Linked DNA regions of Mus musculus: region 2 is linked to region 1. The links are chromatin loops, found by intact Hi-C in ENCODE. Cell type or tissue: gastrocnemius. All regions are shown on one strand.

Region 1 (5,000 bases):
GACAAAGTGCATGCTGGTGTTCCAGATGCAGGGATGCGAACGAAACTCAGAAGACATGTTTTGGAAAATCTTGGAGCACTTCTTAAGCACAGAAAGAAAGAAATGCGGGGAAAGTCTGCTATTTTTGCTTATAAGTCTTACAGACATCCTTGACATTTTAAAACATGGTTATAAATAGCCTTGATTAAAACGGTTTTAAAAAGAAAAGAGAGGTTATTACAAAGCAAAACATATAGCCAAGGACAAAATGGCCATTTTGGGTTTGGGGGGGTTGCTTTGGGGTGTTAGTTTGCTTGTGACCAGAGTCTCACAGTGTAGCCCTGGCTGTTATGCAACTCTGTAGATCAGGCGAGCTTGTAATGCAAGGAGACTATCCTGCCTCTGCCTCCCAAGGGTTGGAACTAAAGACATATGCCACTGTGATCAGCAGAATGACCAAGTCATTTTATTGACTTCATGATTGAATGCTGTGGTGAATGAAGAAACCTCAGCAGCAATCACATTGGAGAGACAGCAGAATTTTATGGGGGGGGGGGCATGGAACTGGTGTGCTAGAAACCCCACTGTCCAGGCCAGTGGGCAGAGGGCATGGTTTCTAAGCCTTATTCCATGAAGCCTGAAATACGGTAAGATTGCACTGGCTAATCTATGGCTCTACCTCTTAGCTTACTACACAGGCGTTTGAGTGCTTTGATCTCCCTCAGTGATAAGGAACTTTACAATTGTATTGATTTTGACAATAGACCAGGAAGCCACTGGAAATTCAGACCCAAGGGGAGCTGAAGAAGCAAGAAGAGCTGGAGGGAGAACCTGTAAAATGGGGCACATAGAGAGAACGCCTCTGAAGCAAAGACAGATGGTTGGAGAGATGGGCCAAAACTCTAGGAAATGCCCATTTTGGGAGGAAAGTCTAATGCTGGTTGCATGTGTTTCAAAAAGGAATGTGTGATGACTGCCAATTTTTCATGCATTATCTTTGTATACATGAATTCAGGGATAGCCCATGTCCCTAAACTGTCAGGCCCATGCACATAAATCACCAGAAAAATGTGATAGCAGGCACAATAAAACAACATGAAACTCTGAAGAATTCCATGTATGCATGCCTCCGCATTCACTAATGTACCATAAGTGCTGTGTCCTAGACCTTCCCATTCAGAACAATCAAGGAGGAATTTTATTTCTCACCTTTAGGAAAGTTCCAGGGATTGAAATCTTACCTTGGACCATGAATTTTCATGATAGGGTGGTGGCTGTCCAGCCGAGCACTCCATGTCTATAAGCCCAAGCTGCAATCCCAAGCAAAGCTAAGTGAAAATCACACTCCTGAGTCTGTCCAAACGCACTCTCTGTCACAAAAGCACACACTGTTCTGTTCCATTGATTTCTCGTGTACTGATTCATCAGTCATGGACACTCATTTACCAGAGGTAAGAAACCCTTTCCTAAATTGTACTCTTCTTCCCTTCTTTATGCTCCCCACTGTGGTTCATATGGACTATACTTATAGCTTATACTTGGAAGGCCTATCTACCATGCATCTGAGAGTGCTGTGCTACTGTATAATCTGTAAGGGTTTTTTTTTTCTATTTTTACCATCAAAATATGATACTGTTTTAAAGGCACTATTAATAAAAATAAATGAACCATGGGATAAGGGAAAAGATTTATAGAACCAGAAGTAGCAATATCAGCATTTTTCTATTTGTTATAGAAACACTGAAGCACATTGTCCTATGAACACACACAAACACACAGCGATGGGCATGGAGGTATATCCACAGACATATAGGCATATTTTATAAGAATTTCTCAACTTGACTTTGTGTGATGAATTCCTAATTTCTGATGCCATTTATTTTGAAATTTTTAACAACTATGTAAGAATAATCACAGTTTAGCTTGTTTTTAATTATTTTCTTTAGTAATAGTTAGACTCAATATGGTATAACTGAGCTTAAAGATATGGGAAAACTGTGACTACATTAAGTGTCTTATTTATTCTATCCCTGAAATACTATTCCAGATTATACCCCCATGACTCTTTCAATAACTTGAAATCATGTTTCTCTTTTTGACAATTTCATTGGTTCTGTTGAATGATTCTAAATTTCACACCTGGAGACAGTGGGATTAAGTAAAGCTAATGTTTTATATCTCTGCTTCAAGTCTGCAAATATTGATTTTTTTGTAATTATTTAATTTGGATAATGATTTAATTAATTACATATTACATAGGCTTGAACTGGGGAAGCCAGTCACTAGAGGGCAGCAAACCTCAGAGAAAAGACATGAATTCAAATGCTGATTCTTAATTCAAGGTAATAAAAAATACATCGCATGACCTAGAGAGGGCAAAGCACCTATGCTTTCCCAAGTGTCTCTGTATGTCATAAAGTCTCGGCTCTTGCAAAAACCTGAAGGAGAAACTTTTATCTTCTTTGAAAAAACTGTTAGTACAATTTAATTATCAATGAACAGTGAGCATCTTAAGTTATTCTTTAAATAGAACATCTATATAACAACACTTATGCTAGCTCAGCATGTTTAAGAGAGCATTGTGAAGTAGGTCACTGAGATTCTGTGGGATTTCTGCCTCTTTGGAGGGAGCAGATGTTCCTTATATCATCCTGAGAGTGGGAAAGACAGGAAGGAAGGGAGAAAAGGAAGGAAGGAAGGAAGGAAGGAAGGAAGGAAGGAAGGAAGGAAGGAAGGAAGGAACTACTTTTTAATCTCTAAAAATTTGAAGTTAATTTTTGAGTCTAAAAAACATGCAAATATTCGTAAAGAAAAAATTGTCTGTAGTGTATAATTTCAGTGACTGTCACTACTAATAGAAATTATTTTCAAATTTATTTATTGTTTCTAAGATAAACTAATAAGAGAATTTAAACATAGATCCCCTTTCCCTTTCAAACTGTTTCTGCTCACGTAACGCTATAATCATCATAACATTGATTAGTTAGAGTGCCCATCCTTTTCATATCGTTAGAGTAAGGTGAAGAAGTTGTATAGACTTTATTTATAAAAAAAAATACCCCTTCCTTTCCTTTGCAATTTAGAAATCCTTGTAAAAATGTGTTGGCAATTTAATTAGCATTTTATCAATATTTGTACTAGGGTGTTTCAAGACCCACGAAAACATGAATTTTTATGAGTTAATGTGAAAATAAAATCTACAAAGAAACAGCGTTACCATCTTCAGTCAAATGAAGTAGAGTGCTTTTCAACGACTTCTTTCTAATCCTGACCTTGGTTGTGTGACTTTGACTTTGCTTATTGCCGACTAAGTATCTTGGCAAAGTTCATTTTCTTGGATTGTAAAAAAAAGGGAGAAACAAAGAAGTCTTATCAAACAAGTATATGACTTTGAACTTTAAAATACCTGGTCCACTGGGAAATTGAAAAATATGAGAATTTTAGAATAAAGATTTTTTTCAATGTGATTGCAAGGTCCTCATTCATTTGCATAAGGGGAAAAATATATTCTTGAGAGTCTTCTCACTGAGAACATAAATTAGAATCCATGGACATGTGCAAAATGCACAAAATCCCACTTTGTTACTCCTGTAAGACTTTTGTACTTTAACCTAAGTGCTAATGACCCCCAAATCTATTTCCCAGTCCATATCCCCAACCCCCTCCATAACCAATTAGCTAACATTTCTACCAAGGTCCAGATTCTTGGAAGGATTTAAGGTCAAAGTATTCCAAGCTGAACTCATGGCTTTCTCATCTAAACCCACTCTCCATCCTGCATGCTTCCATTTTCCTAAGATGAACAATCAAAATCGTCCTTGCAACCACAGAGCCTTGGTGTTTCTACACTTAAGTAGTTTGAACCTTTTCTCTCATTTCTGATTAAATTGCCTATAGCCACTCCATTGGCCATCTATTTCCCCCAAAATGTTGTCTATATGATGAGAAAGTTGATTGTAGTACTGGTATTTCATGCCGTTGCTTTCTAAGCACAGTGAGTGCCCATTCAACTTCAGAAGTTCAGGTATCCACATGCTATGCAAGATTGCTCTTACTTCACCCAAAGAATGACCTTGATAAATATTTGCTAAGCCAAGAAGAATCTGATCAGTGAGCATTCCTGTGGTTAGGCAGGGTGTGAAGACAAGAAGTAGGGCTGTTCTGTATCAAAGCACATAAACTAAAAAATGTATCCACAGACATTTGTCAGTTTAATATATCTCTTTGTTTTAGCGAGAGATTGGAAAGAAGGCACGGTAAGCAATGCCCCTGGCACAGACTGATGAGGCAAAACATGAATCAAATATTTTCCAGAAGCAGCGTAGAAAGAGTGGAACCCAACTGAAGATTGTACCTTACCCCAGCAGCACAGCCCAAAGACACAGATCTATGCCTTTCTTCTCACATTTTTCTTTCAAACAACATTCAGCTTTAGGAAAGAAAAATCAAAACCTAAATCCTTGAGACTTTATAAACAGTGAATAGTCCTGGGCAGGCATTTCCTCTGAAGCAGGGAAAAAAAAAAGAAAAGAAATCCAGAGGCCTTTCATCTTCTATTTGTGCTGGACAAACTGTCAGAATCCGGAAAGGGCTTTCGTTTGTTCATTCAGACCTTCATGTGCCTGAGTGCCCAGAGTGAACATTCGCACGCAGAGCTAAAATGCTCACCAGGAAAAACAAGACAAAACAAAACAAAATACCGAACAGAAAAACTGGTGTTGACACACCGAGACAGCATGAGCATGGAAGAGACCTGGCAACCAGGAGAGCTGAGACCAATCAAGAATAGTGGCGAGCAGTGTGTGTACTTATGCTTGGTAATGGAACAGTAGGAGCTGGAGCGTCCTGGATTTTCAGGGGTTTGTCTGTCTGTCTGTCTTTCTGTCTGTCTGTTTGCTTGCTTGTTTTCTGACTTGATTGATTTACATTTGTTGCCAAGCAGTCATAATGTTAGACTAAGCTTCAGTTGGAAGTCTACGAAGGACTTTCTGTTGTGTTATACATTTCAAATATTTCCTCTG
Region 2 (5,000 bases), 88 kb after region 1:
AGAGAGAAGACAGAAAGAGAAATGAGCCTTAGATTTGACATTCGATTGTGATGAGGCTTTTCCTGGGAAGGTGTGAACAAATGTTATTCACACCACATAAAGCACCAATGACAGAATAAAGAAACAAGTCTTTTCAAGTATTGCTTAGTGAACCAACGAGTTTATTTGGGTGATTTGTGGGAGTGTGGGTAAGGAATTACTCTCATGAGCATAGACAACTCATAGACAGCTGTATCATCAAAATCATTTGCTTCAATTTGAGGAGGAAATAATTAGTCGACTTCCTGAGTTTGCTTCTATCAGGAGAGATGTCCTGCTCCATTGTCTATGAAAAATAACAGGGCAAAGGTTTCCTACCTGCTTTAGTATCCTAGGTTACCATAGTAAAATACTGCAACCCGGGTGCTTTAATACAAATCATACATGAACTCTCTAGTGGCAGAATAGCCTCAAATTCACTGTGCTGTCAGACTGATGACCTTGAACCTCTGGATCCTCTTGCCTCCACCTTCTGAACCCTAAGATTAGAGTCATTCATCACCATAACTGTGTTTTGTGGCACTGGAGACCAAAGCCAGGACACTGTTCAGGCTAGGCCAGCACTCTACCAACTGGGCTCCATCTCCAGACCCCCAAAAGAACACTGTCACACAGGATTAATGTCTACCCAAGGGACTCTTCTTAAGCACATTGAACCTACTCAGATCCTATTTCCAAACAGGATCACATCAGTGCCTTAAGAGTGTGCATTTTAAGCTGTCTTTGTGAAGAAACAAAATGATCTTTTCTATGAAGCCAGAATCATATAACTCTAACTTGCCATCTGCCATAGAGTTAAAACCACATTTCTTCTGCAACCTGGCTGTCTGTATATCTCAGTCTGTGTCTCTGGTTTCACACTGGAAACCATAACCTTGAGAACTAAATCCTTGATACAGACCAGGAAAAATTTCAGGTCAAGCATTGCCCATGGAAATGTGAAAGGTAGATAGATCCCTTTCTTCTTTGATTCCATTTCCACATTATTCACCACAGTGAAAAGTTTGGACCCGCTTTTCTTTTGTTTACCTGATTGTCCCAAGGGTCCATACATCAGACTGATCAGCTCCTTCTTGAATCAGCAGCTATTTGCCATCCTAAGTGTTGTGAGGCCACCAAAATATAATATATAATATTAATATAATATATGTGATACTAATAGAGGTAAACCAATTCAATCTTCCCTCTCTGCCAGCCAGGAACACTAATACCCACAGGGCTTAATTTTTTCTTATAGTTAAACCTATTGAAGACAAGGCCAGATAACCCCAAGTATCAGTTGGACCGCACCTGGTTGCACTTCTCAATTCAATATGATATTTATATTTCTCCAAAATACACATGAGGCAGTTTGTTTTGATTTGCATCCCTGTCCCTGATTATAACCACTGCAGAAGAAACAGTTCACAATTCCGCCTGCAACAAAGGAAGCCTCCTTTGTTATCACTCTGGTGCCAAGTACAATGTAGGAAGCATTTGCTCTCTGCCCTAGCTAGTAAATAAACTGATGAGAGAAGGTCCCGGCATCTTCCTTGCCCCAGAGAGCTACCTAAGCATCTCAGCTCTGCTTCCTCACTGCAGCCCTCCCGCATTTCAGCGTTTCAGTTGCCCACAGAAACCACTGAAGGCTTTGCTTGGGCAGCTGTCGGTGCCTCGCCCTGAATATTGAACAGACAGCTACACATAGAAGAATCACCGTCCTAATCAAATAATGTTTCATGCCCTTGAAACTTGGCAATAAAATTCAGATTGACTTTTTTGGAAGTTACGCCTTCTCCCTGCAATGCATATAACCTATTTCCCATTTTCATTTTCTGTACCATAAGAAATTCCAAGCACCATCCATGGCTTCATAATTGCAGGAATGCATTTTTATGAGGACTGTGATTAATTTTCCTCCATCTTTTTTTTTAATCAATGGGGAAACATTTTAGAGCATGAATCTCTGCATCACTGACTGCATTAAGCTGAGTATCCACAGTCAGTGAAAAGGATAAGCCATTCAGTGGAAGCAAAGTCTAGTTCCATTAATGGCAAAGCAATTGAATCAATCCTGTTTTGATCGAGTTGTGAAGCCAAACAGTTCTTAAGGATGTTTGAAAATATGAATTTTGATGAGAAGGATTAGACAACTAATACTGAAGAATAGAGTCAATCTTTATGAAGTAACTTGGATCTCCCAACTCGGATTTTTAACAGAAAATAAAATACAGATGTATTATCTTTCTGGAAATCACTAAATAATAGTTTTATTTCCACTTTTTTCAACCTTCCCAGTGACATAATGTAATACAACATTCAAATAAGAACTCTAAAATTAGGCGTCCTTTATTCAAGGACAGGCATTGTAATTGACTAGCTCTGTCCTTGGATAGGGTAACTTTTATAAAACCTCCTCAATTTTCTTGTCTACAAAACAGAAATATGCTGTAGTTCCTTCCTCCAATTATATTTTCACAGATGCACCAAGACCATAAATATAAGACAACTTGGTTAATAAATGCCCAAGTTCCCTCAGCTACTTGATCTTAGTGAGGGGAGTGGCCATACGTGGACCCTGTTGGAAGTGCAAAGGGAAGTTGTAAGCATGGCTACCCACACTAATCATATCTTTTCTTTTCCAGCAGCAGATATGGGCTACCACCTTATCTATCTTCCTGAAACAAGTCACATATAATGATAGTCGGGTAACACTGCACATATATACATGAGGTTACTAACATGAAGCTGTGAGAAAAAAAAAAAATGTTGCTCATGTCCTACAGTTATTTCTGTCACTAAACTACATGCTGACTGTTTTTGCTCTAGCCATCATTCAGAAATTTTACAAAACCTACCAGAGAGAGGGGAGAGGTGAAGTTGAGAATTCACGTACTTGCAAAAGGCAAATATGTAATTTATAAACATCTTTCCTGTCCACAAATACAGCAGATGTTTTTCATAATTTTCAACTGCAAAGGGTCTTCTAATTCCCATGAAGTCCTTTATAAGAGTCAATTACTTGCAACTGGATGAGAAACCTGTGCTCTGTTCTTGGCAGATAACCTTGGCACTGGCAACTGCGGAAGCAGATGCTGTCTGCACAGCTATCCAAAAGGAGTAAGGTATACTCCAAGGTCAGAGCTAGCTGAAAAACACCCCAATGAGGGAAAGTACAGAAATGACGGATAGACCACAGTGTTGGGAACCACTGCCTTAATGGCTGTATCTGCCACAGTGCAGCAGAGACAGGCACCAGAGGAAGCAGCAAGCTTTCAGAATCTGCCTCAATGAGATCTTCATTGCAAATTGCCAGATCCTATCCAGTCACTCTTAAGGTCCTCACAGTTCATTCCAGCTTGTGAAACACTTCAGATCTTACCATTTATATTTTTTAAAGATGTATTTATTTATTTTATGTATATGAGTACACCATTGCTCTCTTCAGACACCAGAAGAGGACATCAGATCCCATTACAGATGGTTGTGAGCCACCATGTGGTTGCTGGAAATTGAACTCAGGACCTCTGGAAGAACAGTCAGTGCTCTTAACTGCTGAGCCATCTCTCCAGCCCGATGTTTCTACTTTTCATTAAGAGCATATAATTTTGTAAATGATTAGTTAATCCAACTCTAGTCTGAAAAGCAAATAAGTAACCATGACACTCATGCAACAGTAAAAACCAACCCATCAAATATCAAAGGGCAGGAAGTCAGTGTGACGCTGCCTGTGCTGCTAGGGAAGAGGTCTCTGAAAGGGCTATCTCAACTCCCCAACAGAGTGTAAGAAGAGTCACGTGAGTGCTCCCACAATCCTCTCTTGCCCCTAGTTTTATGGTATACAATAATCTTCAGAAAAGAAGAAAAAAATGACAGAAAGGTTACCCAGAACCACTACTGAAAGCTGATCAAATGATTAATTTGCTCTAATTTAGATTAATTCTGCAGTAAAATGAGAAACTGTAATGATTTATTAAATGAGTAGATAAATGCTTTCTGACCCTATTGGGTGTGACTAAATAGTAATTTGACCTCTCATTAGGTCTTATTTGTCTGGCATGGTTCATGTCAGATCAGTTACAAAACACTCAGATGAAGGACTAGGGGTGTAGCTCAATGGTTGGTCATTTGCCTACCATGCATCAGGACCTGGGCTCAATCCTTAGCACCAAACTTTAAAAATAGAAATTCCCCCAGAACAATTCCCATGTTTTAGACCTGAATTAGCTTCTACCACTGACCAAAATACCTGAGAGCTACCCTGTAAAGAAAGAAGGCTTGTTTTTAATTTGCAGTTTCAGAGAGTCCAGTCTATTGTTAGTTGGTCCTATAGACTTTGGTAGAGCATTATGACAGAAGGAACTCAGGATGGATAAGAAATATTCATGGGCAACCAGGAGTGAAACAGGAGGCACATAGGGATAACATAGCTCCCATGGACCTTCCCCCCAGTGCCTTACTTCTTCTAGTTCGATCTCCTAAAGATACCAGCTCCTCCAAATTAGTGTCACCGACTAAGAACCAAGTGTTCCTATCATGAGCCTATGAGAGGCATTTCCTATTCAAACCATATTGTAAAGCTCAGTCTTCATGCTCAGATATGGAGGAGAGAACAGTATAACAAGGGGACCAAACAAACACATCAACTCACCAGAGGAAGCATGGTTTTTATCTTCTGCTAAAAAAGCTCAGAGAAACAAGTTTCTTCTCAGGGGTTTCAGGAGGCAGCTGTTCACGTTGGCTTCCAGTTGACAACGAGTCTACTTTTCACAGCTGGACCAAATGGTCTTAAGATTGGAGGTTGCTTCCAGCACACAGGCTGGAAAAACATAGAAAGATGGTAATAATTGCTTCACTTCTCCTTCCTCCAAATGAAAAAGATATGTTTTTTCCTCCAGAATCAGACTGAAGGTTGGGAAAAGTACAAATTCATATTATTTATACTTATACTGCTAACTATAAATACGTATAATAATAAAGTC

What was found. A loop is a pair of places that touch in the nucleus more often than their neighbours do. Peaks named below come from ENCODE experiments on the same cell type or tissue, not always from the same donor. Only the 100,000 strongest peaks of a DNase experiment are listed, where the experiment ranks them.
Region 2: it touches region 1 in a loop (2.3-fold over the local background); 9 of 42 quality-filtered maps call a loop at or near these places.

What each region holds. Positions count from the first base shown.
Region 1 is chr3:80,056,228-80,061,227 of GRCm38, reverse strand. No RefSeq gene overlaps it. Among named protein-coding and RNA genes, the nearest start is that of Gm36569, 170 kb to the right of the region's middle. In gastrocnemius, a CTCF peak has its summit at 2,264 (motif pointing right); a DNase peak (open chromatin) is centred at 2,272; H3K27ac peaks cover 563 bases.
Region 2 is chr3:79,968,403-79,973,402 of GRCm38, reverse strand. No RefSeq gene overlaps it. Among named protein-coding and RNA genes, the nearest start is that of Gm36569, 84 kb to the right of the region's middle. In gastrocnemius, no CTCF peak of the experiment used is centred here; a DNase peak (open chromatin) is centred at 3,121; H3K27ac peaks cover 2,133 bases.